Regions from separate parts of the Homo sapiens genome. Here region 1 is linked to region 2. The links are chromatin loops, found by intact Hi-C in ENCODE. Cell type or tissue: natural killer cell. All regions are shown on one strand. Links, peaks and the distances in the headings refer to the core of each region. The heading gives the core; the rest is flanking DNA.

Region 1 (6,925 bases), core at 1,583-4,082, 1.4 Mb before region 2:
TTCTTCTAATCCATCCAAAACACCCTTGTAAGATTAATCTCCCCAGAGTACAGGGCTGATTGTGTCAACTGTTTAGTCATAAATGTCCAGTCACTTTCATTTATTTAAATTCCCCATTTTTCCTTTGTTCAGCACCATCCACAGTCTAGCTCTAACCGAGGTTTCCTACTCATCTCCCAGTAGTATCTTCCTGTACATTCTCTTTCTGCTCAGTGGGGAGCTCACCGCTCCCCAACACCCACCATGCTTCTGCCCCTAGGCAGTTCCAAAGCTGACTGCCCTTCCCTGCAATGTCAGGCATCTGAATCACTCGCATCTTCCAAGGCCCAACTTAAAAACTACCATGTCCAAGGATCTTCCCTGAACAGCCCTCTGGAAGTGTTATCTGCCACCTCTGTTTTGCTGCAGTATATTATAGTTTTATATTTCTCTACTCTTTTTTTCATTCTTATTTATGTACCTGAACTGAGTGGTTAAGTGCTGTGGGCTAGATGGCCTAGATTTTAATCCCAGATTTGGTCATTTACATGATCTTATTTATTAGCCTTTTTAAGTCTTGGGTTATTCATTGTTAAATTGATAATAATTATAACTACCTCATACTTTCTTTGGTGAAGATTAAATGAAATAATGAATATAGTACACTTACCCCAATTCTATTTTAATTTTTAATTTTTTTTTTTGAGATAGAGTCTCGCTCTGTACCCCAGGCTGGAGCGCAGTGGTGCGATCTCGGCTCACTGCAACCTTTGCCTCCTGGGTTCAAGCGATTCTCCTGCCTCAGCCTCCTGAGTAGCTGGGACTACAGGCGCACGCCACCACACCTGGCTAATTTTTGTATTTTCAGTAGAGACAGGGTTTCACCATGTTGGCCAGGATGGTCTTGATCTTCTGACCTTGTGATTCACCCACCGTGGACTCCCAAAGTGCTGGGATTACAGACGTGAGCCACTGCGCCCAGACTAATTAATTAATTTTTTTAAGAGGCAGGGTCTAGCTCTGTCAGCCAGGCTGGAGTGCAGTGGTGCATTCATAGCCCAGTGTAGCATCAAAATCTTGGGTTGAAGCGATTTTCCTGCCTCAGCCTCCCAAGTGTCTAAGACTACAGGTATGTGCCACCTCTTATGGCTAATTTTTATTTGATATTTTTTGTAGAAATGGGGTCTTGTTCTATTGCCCAGGCTAGTCTCAAACTCCTGGGCTCAAGCAATCCTCCGGCCTGGGCCTCCCAAAGTGCTGAGATGACAGGTATCACCCATCACAACCAGCCTTAACCCAGTTCTGAACACACAGTAAATGGTTGAAAGTTATAAGTTATTGAGTTTGTTCTATTGTTATGTTTTAGTGTCCTTTCTAGACTCTAAGTTTATTGAGTGTTAAATCTGTCTCGATGGCAGGGGTCAGCAAACTTTTTCTGTAAAAGACAAGATAGTCAGTATTTTAGGTTTTGCTGGCAAAATATCTCTGTCATATATTCTTTACTCTGTCTGTCCCCTTTCTAAACAATCTTTTAAAATGTAAATTCATCCCCAGCTCACAGGCTGTAGAAAAACAGGCCACATACTAGCTGTGGTTTGCCAACCCCTGCTCTATAGTCCATAGTGCCTGGATCAGTGCTTTTCATGTAGACGTTAACTGAGAAATGTTGTCTGGTTAATTCAACAAGTGATTGCATGATTGAACTCTGTAGAAGTGACTGTGTTTTTTATCTTTTGCAAATGACTCCCTTTGCTCCTTTTCGCCTTGCACCATTCTAAGTCCTGAATATTTCCAGTGAGTCTGATTCTATGAACAAACTGGCTGAAGCCCCTAAAGCATGGGGCTGTGGGTGAGTTGTCCCTTCTACACAATGCTTCCTCTCTGGGTTGTCAGTTTGTTTCTGTTCCAATCTAGCCAGGGAGTTGTATGCTGAGTCAGGGAGCATAAATTATTCTGGGACAAAAAGTGGTGTGACTATTAGAACAATGTTAAATACTGTATTATTGCATTTAGATGGCAGCTCTTTATGTTTCTCCATGAATGTGTAAAATCCTTGCTCACACCCTGATTTTAATTGATGTCTGACAAATCCAGACTTACTGTGGCAAAAAAAATGACAATGTTAATATTAGCATAATTTTTCTCTTTGCTAACTGGATTTACATATCAACTCCTGGGATAGCATACATTATTTTTTTCTTTGTGCCTTGATTTAATCACAACAGCAACAATTACCTCTATTAGGCCTCTTTCTATAGATATATAGGAATATGGATGAGGATGAATGGCTTACTCTGAGAATTATTATTACTAAAATCTAAGCATTGGCTTTGCTTCCCTTACAAAGTATACATTAGGAAATAATTAGTATTACATAGTAAATTTGAAGCACAGACTTATATGTATCTTCACACTTATTTTAAAATACTTCTCTTTTATCTTTTCACAATGACTGTGAGGCTGATTATTGTTCTTATATTAGGTGAAATCTGTAACTTCACATGTTGGCTCACCAGAGCAATATTAAGAGAGATAATCATCAGCAATATCCACACAAATTGCATTCCTTAAAGCAAACCAATTGCTTTGAAGGTAAGCGAAATGATTCTTCACGGAGAAGTACCAAAATGTCCACTATGTGGTGCTGCTGTACCTGAATTACACAAGGAGGGTAAAACAGTACACTGTACCCTGAATTACACAAAAGAAGGTAAAGAAGTACACTGTACCCTTAATTACACAAAAGAGGGTAAAGAAGCACAAAGTAATAATAATTTCACCCACAAATTCATTATCATCATTGTTCAAGCAATTGTTATTGGGAAGACAAAGAAGAAAATATGTGATACTGAAATTATTACTATATGATGTAAAAGAAGCTATTTTTTTTCAACTTTGTTTCATATATGGAGAGAAAATTATCTTAGGAGAGAAGCTAATAAGTCAATGTGGGTGTTAATTTTTTGGAAAAACAATCAGAAAGAATACATAAACGGAAATTTTAGGGCATGCAAAAATTATAAATAAAGTCTGTGTGCATCTATATATACATACACACACACACATACACATAGAGAGAGAGACTTTAGCCAATGCTATATTTTAACAATGTTGAAAAACTTTTGGCTAAAATAACAATTATTAATCTGGGAATTTCATAAAAATTTTTTAGCAATCAGAATTTTACCAAATATTTTTCAGAATTTTTTCTGTAGCAATCAGAATTCTGTAGCAAGCCAAGTCATAAAAGAAAAAGAAAACCTTAATTTTGATTTCGACTCAAAATTCAAGCCCTATTTATTTTACTTTCAGGCCTATGGAGTAGCAATAGTTGCCAAAATACTAAACATAAGCTGTAAATTTTATGGACCATGCTTTCATTTACTTTTTAGGATTGAGATGTTGGAAGCTTTAGAATGTTGATTATGATGATACCCAAGACTCAAGTTTAAGAAGGAAAGGAAGCAATAAGATCATGCCTGCTATTAGTATAGTCGTCACAGTTATTGTGTAAAGGTAATGTGAAACAATGCAGAATATTTATGTTTTAACAGTTTCCATTTTATGCGACCTGTGGGGAATGAGAGTTATCCAAACTATATAGGCTGTGCCCCTCTTCCCTCCGAAGCAGCGAAGCCCGCGATGAGAACATTACTGCTGCTCTGGTACTTCCCTCTTATGGAACAAATTTGCAAAGTCTGTGGCAGTGATTCATAGTTCAGGAAAGACACACCTTTCAGAAGCAAAGATGAAGAAAGAAGGATGTTATATGTTTAGTCTTTGCTATTTTTACTCTCTGGTTTTCAGTTAAATTGTGACTTACAATTATTTGGTTATGGTGACCCATTAATTCACCAAACAGAAGCCCTATTTGAGTCAAAGAATCCTGTTTCCAAGCTTAAAAGAAAATGAATCTGTATGTTCTTATACTTTCCCTGTAATATGTTCTGTCATTTTACTAATGCTGAAAGTCTATCCAATAGACCTGGACTCATCACAAATAAAAATTTAGAGTTTCACAGAAATGGGTAAAGAGCAATTAGTATTTTCATTAAGAACTAACAAATATAAAGATCAAATTAGGGTTTTTTTTTCTTGGCCCTTGTTTATAATATGCACTAAAAATTACTATTGTACTTAGGAAGTATTTTTAATATTGAAGTTGACCTAAATTGTACTGAAATACTTGAACCTTCTGGTTGGGTCATATGGTATGGACTGTGTGCCACATAAAAATGCCTTTTATGTATTAATTGTGCCTATATTTCTTTAGCATCTGCCTCTCTCATTGGACTATAGACACCACAAAGACTGTTTTATGTCAACAGTGTCTATATAAATAGGTGCTTAAAATTTTTTGTAGAATCAACTGGCAAATGAATAAATGATGATAAACATTGCTGAATTAAATAAATGAAATATAAGCCAGGGCTAAATTCAACCTTAGTAAACAAATTTGTGAACTGTGAGCCATCCAGACTATTCCTAAGACTGAGTGTAGAAGTCCACTGGTAGGAGACTTCTACCAGTTTACATTTAAGATCTTAAGGAACTTACCATCTTGGTTGTTTCCTAAACTTTCTAGATCCTTAACTTCTACTGCAGAATACAGTTTTTAGCTTTCTTGCTTTCTTTTCTTTCTTTCTTTCTTTCTCTTTCTTTCTTTCTTTCTTTCTTTCTTTCTTTCTTTCTTTCTTTCTTTCTTTCCTTCTTTCTTCTTTCTTTCTTTCCTTCCTTCCTTCCTTCTTTCCTTCCTTCCTTCTTTCCCTCCTTCCTTCTCTCTCTTTCTTCCTTCTCTTTCTTTCTTTCTTTCTTTCTTTCTTTCTTTCTTTCTTTCTTTCTTTCTTTCTTTCTTTCCTCTCTCTCTCTCTCTTTCTCTCCTTCCTTCCTTCTTTCTTTTTTTTTTTCTGGAGTCTCACTCTGTCACCCAGGCTGGAGTGCAGTGGTGAGATCTTGGCTCATTGCAATCTCCGTCTCCCGGGTTCAAGCAATTCTCCTGCCTCAGCCTCCTGGGTAGCTGGGATTACAGGCGTGTGCCACAATGCCTGGCTAATTTTTGTATTTTTAGTAGAGATGGAGTTTTGCCATGTTGGCCAGGCTGGTCTCAAACTCCTGACCTCAAGTGATTCGCCCGTCTCGGCCTCCCAGAGTGTTGGGATTACAGGTGTGAGCCACCGCGCCTGGCCAACACCTTGTTTCCTGACTCTGCTGTTTCATGACAATAAACCCAACATTCAGATAACCAATAGCTGCATAATACTTTCCAATTTCATCTATGATCTCTAGTCTCACTAGATATGCCAGGTCCATGTCAATAAGCATTATTGTCACCCAGGCTGTAGCGCAGTGGCATGATCACAGCTCACTGCAGCCTTGACTGCTGGGGCTCAAGCGATCCTCTGCCTCAGCCTCTTGAGGAGCTAGGACCACAGCACATGCCACCACACCCAGCTAGTTTTTTTAAAAAAAATATTTGTAGAGACAAGGTTTTGCTGTGTTGCTCAGGCTGTTGTCGAACTCCTGGCCTCAAGTGATCCTCCTGCCTTGGCCTCCCAAAGTGCTGGGATTACAGGCGTGAACCACGGGGCCCAACCTTGTGTTTGGTTCTGTGCTAGTATTCTACATACACCATGATGTTTTATTCCTTTATGCCTTTATTAATTGTGATTTCACCACCTTGAATACTTTTTCCTTCCTTCTTTACTTGTGTAACTGCTATACATTCTTTAAGGCTTATCTCGGGCATTACTAGCTCCATAAATCCTTTCTTGAGGCACAAAGCTGGAGTCCCATAAGCTGCTAAACATAGCTCTATTGGAGAACTTAGTATATTTTGTTTTGGTACACATAAACATTACCTGTTTATACATCCATGTTTTCCATTAGATATGAGTTCCTCAAAGTAAAGCAATCAGAAGCACATTAAAGAGAAATACCTCCTATTTCCATTATCAAATATACAAACCTACTTGTTTCAGTATCCAAATACTCTGTCTTACTTCCAAGAGAAATGGATGGACAGCCATTGATTCAGCTAAGGCCGATTCATCTGTTTGGGCACTTCCCTTGCACTTGATTTACAGTTTGTCTAGGTATAGAATTCTACTTTGGAAATAGTTTTCTTTCAGGAGTTTGAAGCCATTGCTTCATTGTCTTCTTGCTTCCGGTGTTGCTAAGAAATCTAAATCATTCCTATCATTCCTTCTTTGTTTATAAAAAGAACTCTGTATTATAGAAAATTTAAAATATGTTCAAAGAGAATTATATGATGAATATATAATATAATGAATTCCCATGTACCCATCACTCCACAATTGTCAATGTATAGCCAGTTGCATTGCCTCTACAGCACATCCCCCACTTCTGACCTTTTAATTATTTTATTTTATTTGTTTATTTACTTCCTTTTTTGAGGCAGGGTCTGGCTCTGTCACTCAGGCTGGAGTGTAGTGGTGCGATCATGGTTCACTGCAGCTTTGAACTCCTGGCCTCAAGGAATCCTCCCACCTCAGACTCCTGAGTAGTTGGGATTATAGGTGTGCACCACCACGCCTGGCTAATTTTCTGTAGAGATGGGGTTTTGCCATGTGGCCCAGGCTGGTCTCAAACTCCTGGGCTAAAGCAGTCTGCCCACCTCGGCCTCTCAAAGTGTTGGGATTACAGGTGTGAGCCACCACACATGGCCAACTTTCAATTATTTTAAATCAAAATCCAGAATTACTCTGTTTTATTGTAAATATTCAGTATTTTTCTCTAAAAGAGATAAAGGATCATATTTCCAATCCTTTGCATGTAATTAGTTTTATTCTCTCTGAGAGTTTAGGAAATTATTTTTCTTCTTAGAGTTCTGAAATTTTATGATATGTCCATTGTGCCTGTTTTTCTGTGGGCCTTTTCTATCTGTAATCTCATGTTCTTTGCTTCCAAGAAATGTTCTTGAATTGTT
Region 2 (6,925 bases), core at 2,152-4,651:
TGTGATCACAGCCTGGGCCATGGTGTCATGTCGTGACATCAAGAGAAGTGAATGGATGGAAACAGGAAAAGACACAGTGAAGATGGAGAAGAGGAGCAGGACGAGAAAGACCAGAAGCCACCCTGCGGGTACCACAAATCAAACAGAATCCCAGAGCTGTTTGAAAGGAGGTCTAAAAAGTCTCCATCAAAACCACAGACTGAGCTGGGGGACAAACACTGCTGACTATGGAGTTTTCAAATTAAGTTTTTGGTTTAAGGGAGTTAATAATAGTGAAGGTTTGTTTCTTTTTAAACAGGAGAGATGGATGTTTATTCACTCATTCATTCATTCAACGAACAGTAATTTGTACAGATACGCTGCTCCTAGTTCCAACAGAGTCTGAAAAAAAATACATATATATATACATTTAAATGAGCCCAGTCCTAAGTAAAGGAGCCACTTAGCTTATTATACAAGTTATTTTGGTGTACACCACCAGCAACACAAGGAAGAGCTAAAGTTAAACAATAAAAACTGAATAGAGAAGAACACTTTTACAAAATACTTTCTAAAAAATAGTAGCATTTGCTAAACATCAGCTGTTAACAACCAACACACTACATTTCCAAAGACAAAAGCATACATTACCAGATAAATGCAGTTGAAAACATTATTAAAGTAAATCTACAGAATGTGCCTATCTCCAAAACACTTATATATACAATATAATAACTAAAGAAATCAACTAGTCCCTAAGTACTGAAATGTTGGAAATGCATGCCACTTCTTTGCTCTTAATCTGCATGAGATAAGAGCTGTTAAATGCTGTTTCTTCTGTTCCCCAAATCCCTCCCCTTCATTCTTCAATTTCTTCAAAAAATCAGCCTTAGGGGATAGGAGAAAATAGGAGGAAGCTGAGAAGCAATGTTAGTAAGACAGAAAAAGTCCCATTGCAAGATGGTCAAAGTTGTCACTTGAGAGAAAATGCTAAAAAAAATGGTCATTATTATGACTTATTAAAAATGCTTATGCTGAGTAGTGGTGAGGGAATGAGGAGGATAAAGGAAGGAAAAGGTAGTTGGAAAAGGCAATAATGAAGAAAACAGACGATACACACTCCCAGAGAGGCCACAGCCAGTGTGTGTAGGTTTGCCTGGCCCCACATCACCCACATGGCAGCATCAGCGTCCCCCACACTTCGCAGGGCAATAACTCCTCAACCTCAGAACAAATGCTACTTTAATAGCGGCTGCTCCTCAGACCCTGTAATTAGGACCCTGTAAAAGGCAAGTTGTCCCATTTCAGGTGCAAATTGCCTACTGTGACTCCAACTCCAACATATTGGAGTCTCCAAGCATTCCAAACAGGATGCTGGGGAAGCCCTCCCTGCCTCCCCGCTCCACCTTCCAGGTTTATGGTCAGGAGGCTCAAGGCTATCAGAAGCTGGTTTTATTTTTTTACTTTTAGGGTTTTTTTATTCGATATAGGATCTTGCTCTGTCATCCAGGCTGGAGTGCAGTGGTGCAATCACAGCTCACTGCAGCCTCAACCTCCCAGGCTCAATCAATCCTCCCACTTCAGCCTTCCAAGTACTGGAGACTACATGCGTGCACCAAAACCCCTGGCTGATTTTTTATTTTTTGTAGAAATGGGGTCTTGCCATGTTGCCTAGGCTGTTCTTGAACCCCTGGGTCTCAAGCAATCCACTAACTTCCACCTCCAAAAGTTCTAGGATTACAGGCATGAGCCGCCGCACCCAATGGGAGCTGGTTTTAATAGCTCTGATCACAATGCACAGGAGATGTACCTCATCTGGGGACAACGCTAAGGCACCATTACATGGGGTCAGAATTAACCCCAGGAACTGTGGACAAGCTAGTATAGTGTATCTAATGAGAACTGCATTTACAGCATGGGCAAGCTGACCTCGACGAGATAATATGAACACATGTAGCTGCCCTCTGTGTGGTCCCATCCAGCCCACGGTTTCTAGTGCTGCCTTCCCATTCTGATGCCTCTCAGCACTGCCCATCAGCTCTGGCACAAATAAGTAAATGACATTCCACAAAGTTAACAGCCTTTCTGGATATCACTAAGCAAGACACAGGGCTGTGAAGAAACAAAGCATAGAAGCCCTCCTAGATATGAGGCTCAGGGACAACCTTCTACCCTCAGGTTAAAACCCATCCTAGGCAACTGGTGGCAGGGCTGGTGTAACACAGAAAAGCAGGACTGAGAGAGCTGGCAGAGCGGGCAGACACACACAAGCTGACACCCACTGACCTCCACAAGTTTCATGACAGGCACTGGGTTGAAGAAATGGAGGCCAGCGAATCGGTCTTGTCTGGTGGTGGCATTAGCTATGCTTGTAATCTGCAAGGAGGAAGTGTTGCTGGCAAAGATTGTATGTCTGTGAAGAGAAAATATAGTGGGAGTATCAGAGTGAATCTCTTCTTTCAAAACAGCATGACTCTTGGATGCAATGCACAAGGTGACTGCTTACTGCCACATCTGTTGTCCTGACCCATTGGGGGAATGAGGGAGAAGACACATCTTCATATAAGAGGCTGAAATCAAGTGACTTCAGCTTTTTAAAAATTTTTAAATTTGAAATAAAATTGGAATTTCCTGTTCCGAAGAGGTATTTAACCTTCACCAATCCTTCCTTGATTTTCCAGAACAAAATTTCCCCTACCTACTTGTATTAGTTAACTTCCAAGGTATGTGAGATAACAAGAGGTGGCTAATTGATCAAGCTACTTAACCAACCCCAGTCACAAACGAAACTCAGTGATCAAAAAATAATGAAAGAAAGACACCTAAAAGCAACAAAATTCTAAATGAACACATAAATCCTCAATCAGAAACATATGATAATAAACGTGAATTAAGATATTTTCCCTGAAGTGAAAAGCTTTATTTTTCAATTGAATGGGAATTAAAATGAAAACAAGAACACCAACATGGTTCAAAAAAATTTTAAGGTTACATGGGTAGATATGGGGAAAAGAGGATATAGGCATATGCATATATAAGACATTAACTTATTCATTAAAAAAAATCCATACTGACTTAAACCAAATTTAGTTCTTTAAGGCCACAGTAAAGTGGCGTGCCAAAAGCATGAGAGGAAAAGCTTTAAACAGGTTGACTTCCAGGCTTTCCTGCAGCGCCACCTTGCGGATAAAAACATACAAACAGGCCTGGTGCTGATTCCAACCAAGATGGACTGTAACAGGGCAGGAAAGGAAAGGATCCCTTACTGACCAGGCTTGGGGGTTTCTGCTTACCTAACAGGCAATACTATAATCTGCTCAAATCAGGGGCGGGTGGGAGGAGAGGAGGAAGAGAAGGGAGAAGAAACCAGTTATTTGGAAAGGAGGGAAAAGAGGTAAAAGGCGAGACCAGTGTGGGTAGGCAGCGGAGAGCCTTCTCTTTCCAGGTATGAGCACATCCACCTTCTCCAACAGCTTCCAAGGTAGGCCATTTAAATGCCAGGGTTTCCTTTTTAAAAAAAAAATGACATTGTTTTAAGGTCTTAAAATTTCAGTTTTCAAAGTTTCTTGCTTTTGGTCATTGGGGAAAATAATATAAACTATTCCCCATTACAGAAGGTAATGAAAAAAAGATCCTCTTCCAATAACAATGTGTGTGGCCAACACAAGCACTGTTCAACCACACAACCTGCACCACAAGCACCTGGAACCACAAAAACAGAGCAGGGACAGCCTGGGCCCAAGGCTGTGCCAGCTGTGGCTCCACACTCCCGTTAAGAAAAGAAAGTGTTATTTTAAAGATTAGTATTACAATCGTAATACCCCTTTTTGTAGAATGTTTGAAGGGCCATTCACCTGCAAAAAGGGGAAACTTGGGCACATTTGGTAAAATAAAGTGACATCAGAGCCCAGTTCCAGGTATCACCAGTCCAGGGCACTCTGGCACATTTTATCAGAAGGAGGAAATGATCTCTCCCCAGCAGACCTCTGCTTCTGCCTCTCCCAACAGGGTCAGGCTGACTTTGTTCCTAAAAGTCTCACACTGTCTTCAGAGAATACTAAACACATAGGACAGTCTTTTCATCCACAAACAAAATGTACTCTGGGCTGGGCACGGTGGCTCACACTTGTAATACCAGCACTTTAGGAGGCCGAGGCAGGTGGATCACTTGAAGTCAGGAGTTCGAGACGAGCCTGGCCAACATGCCCCGTCTCTACTAAAAATACAAAAATTAGCTGGGCATGGTAGCGCATGCCTGTAATCCCAGCCACTAGGGAGGCTGAGGCAGGAGAATTGCTTGAACCTGGGGGGCAGAGGTTTCAGTGAGCTTAAGATCATGCCACTGCACTCCAGCCTGGGCGACAGAGCGAGACTCCGTCTCAAAAAAAAAAAAAAAGTACTCTTACATGTTCCTGGAAACACTTGTCTTGAACCATCTTTTGTTTTTTTCATTCGGACACTCAGGTACCAAAAAAACTACTTTTCTCTTAAATGTTCTAAAAGAAAATCGACAACACAAGCACAGTGATTATTAGCAATGGCCCCAGACCCTAGTATAAAGAAGACAAGAGGGTTGGTGGGGATGGCAAAGGATTCAAGAGTCTGTACTTTGTCTAAAGGGGAAAGTCAGGACTTCGATCTGGCTGCCTGTGCGTCTGGTCATACTTTTCATTTGTGTGTCTTAGGCTGCTGCTAGAGAAGTCATGTTCTCTCCAGGATGCAACTGTTTCATCAGGGCTTCCAACCCGAAATGTATCACTTGACTATATTTTCTTCTCCCATTATAGGATCGAACTGTAAAATTTGTCAGTAAAGTACCTCTCAATACGGCTGCTTAAAAATTGTAGCAAGCATTCAATAATGGTGGTGATCTAAAACAAAAACAAACAGTGCCAAGAAAGGTGGAGAAGGTCAGCAGCAAAGTCACATCTTTGGTATGACTATGGGTCATGCCTTCTTTTCACACCTCATATCTGTTTTGCATCAATTCAGGTTAAAGAGCCTAGTGTAGTGCCTGATACACAGCAGGCACTCAGGAAATGTGAGCTAAATGAAATGAGTTTCCTAAACAACTCTGTACAATAGGTACCAGTGCTGCTGCTCCTATTTTACAAATGGGGGAAGCTAGTCTTAGAGAGTTAGAGCCAGAAAGGTCTAGGAAATTATTTACCCCAATCACCTCAACTTGCATTACAGATGACGAAACTGAGGACCTTTCCAAGGCTGGAGGTGGTGAGGGGGTCAGCACCAGGCCCAGGCCTCCTGACTTTCTCCAGTGATCCTTCTTCTGTACCAGACATGGACAATGGAGGGCAGTCAGGCCTTTCACTGTCACCAAGAGCGACCAATCTTTTCAATAAAGATCAAACTGCTTGACAAAACTCCCTTTTTTGGGGTGGCTGTTTATTATCCCAGAGGGCTCCCTGCTGGCCTGGGAGCCAGTCCCGGTACCACAAGTATATTCTGTTTTTGTCAGATGTCTCTGTAGCCTCTAGATGCCAGTGTGAAATGCACGAGGACACTGATTGGCAGTGATGGACAGATGACAGAAAGGCAAGTCTCTTCTCTTTGTCAGGGGCAGGGCCTCTCTGGCCACAAGGCCACCCATCTCTGAAGGTTAACATTCCGACAAGCTGGTATGCAAGTGACTCTCTTTAGCCACTGCCCACCGGAAGTGCCCTGAGAATTGCTTTTGTCATATAATCTTATTCTGCCATTCAATTCCAACCAAGAAGCATGAAAATATAGTCAAACAAGTCACTAGAAGAGCACTGATCAGTGGGTCAGGTGTCACACACTCGAAGGCTCTGGATCCCAAGGTACATTCTGCCAGGAAGAATTCCACCAGGAAGCCAGCCAGCTAAGAAGTCAATGCTCCTTTAACACTCCCAAGAGTACTTCGATTGAACCCAGATGAAGCTCAAAACAGGAAAGTCCTCTCTGTCTATAGGCATTCCCTTCAATTACACCATTCTGTTTGCTCCATCCAAAAAAGGAGGAAACACAGAACTGCTCTGAGGGTCCTTGGCAGACAGTTAAGGACACGTAGGGTACTCCTATGCCCGAGAGTGGAGCACAGAAGTACCCTACATGTCCTTAACTGTCTGCTGTCAGATGTCTCTGCAGCCTCTAGATGCCAGTGTGAAATGAACCAAGGAACGTCAGAGCAGCTTCTGGCATAGGAGTATCCATGACCTACACACTTCAAGAAACATAGGCCTGTCCCTGGATGGACCCCTCCATGTTACCATGGGTAATTCTACACGCATCTGGGACAAGGATCAGATCACAGCAGCCCAAGCTTCAGAAGCAAACTGGGAGTGGGAGGATGGAGAACAACGGAAACCATATTGGCTTTTCTTGAAATAGCTGTGGGGTAGGAGAGAGGGAGGTGGATAAACTTGGTCAAAGGATCCCTTCCTGGGAGAAGGCAATAAACAAGGAGGAAAGTTCAAGGCCCAGGGAGGGACCCCTCAGAATCTGTCAAGAATGTCCAGGGGTCATGAACAGATATTTTTCAAAAAAAGACACACTAGTGGTCAATAAACATATGAGAAAATGCTCAGCATCACTAATCAACAGAGAAATGGAAATTAAAACCACAATGAGTTTAGCACCTGATACCAGTCAGAATGGCTTTTATTAAAAAGTCAAAACCAACAGATGTTGGTGAGAATCTGGAGAAAGGGAACCCCTGCATGCTGGTGGTGGCAATGTAAATTAGTACAACCTTTAAGGAAAACAGTATGGAGATTTCTCAAAAAACTAAAAACAGAACTACCATGCGATCCAGCAGCCCCACTATTGGGTATATATTCAAAGGAAAAAAACTCATTCTATCAAAAAGATACCTGCACTCATATGTTTATTGCAGCACTATTCACAATAGCAAAGACACGAAATCAACCTAAGTGTCCATCAATGGCTGATTAAAGAAAATGTGGCA

The links. Peaks named below come from ENCODE experiments on the same cell type or tissue, not always from the same donor. Only the 100,000 strongest peaks of a DNase experiment are listed, where the experiment ranks them.
Region 1: it touches region 2 in a loop (19-fold over the local background); 8 of 110 quality-filtered maps call a loop at or near these places.

What each region holds. Positions count from the first base shown.
Region 1 is chr4:109,402,220-109,409,144 of GRCh38, reverse strand. No RefSeq gene overlaps it. Among named protein-coding and RNA genes, the nearest start is that of SEC24B, 28 kb to the left of the region's middle. In natural killer cell, for the core only: CTCF peaks have their summits at 2,401 and 2,605; a DNase peak (open chromatin) is centred at 2,614; H3K27me3 peaks cover 356 bases.
Region 2 is chr4:108,015,007-108,021,931 of GRCh38, reverse strand. It overlaps HADH (hydroxyacyl-CoA dehydrogenase), which reads right to left. Exons shown (of 8, transcript NM_005327.7): 4 at 2,266-2,392. Among named protein-coding and RNA genes, the nearest start is that of HADH, 29 kb to the right of the region's middle. In natural killer cell, for the core only: CTCF peaks have their summits at 2,938 and 3,142 (motif pointing left); a DNase peak (open chromatin) is centred at 3,151.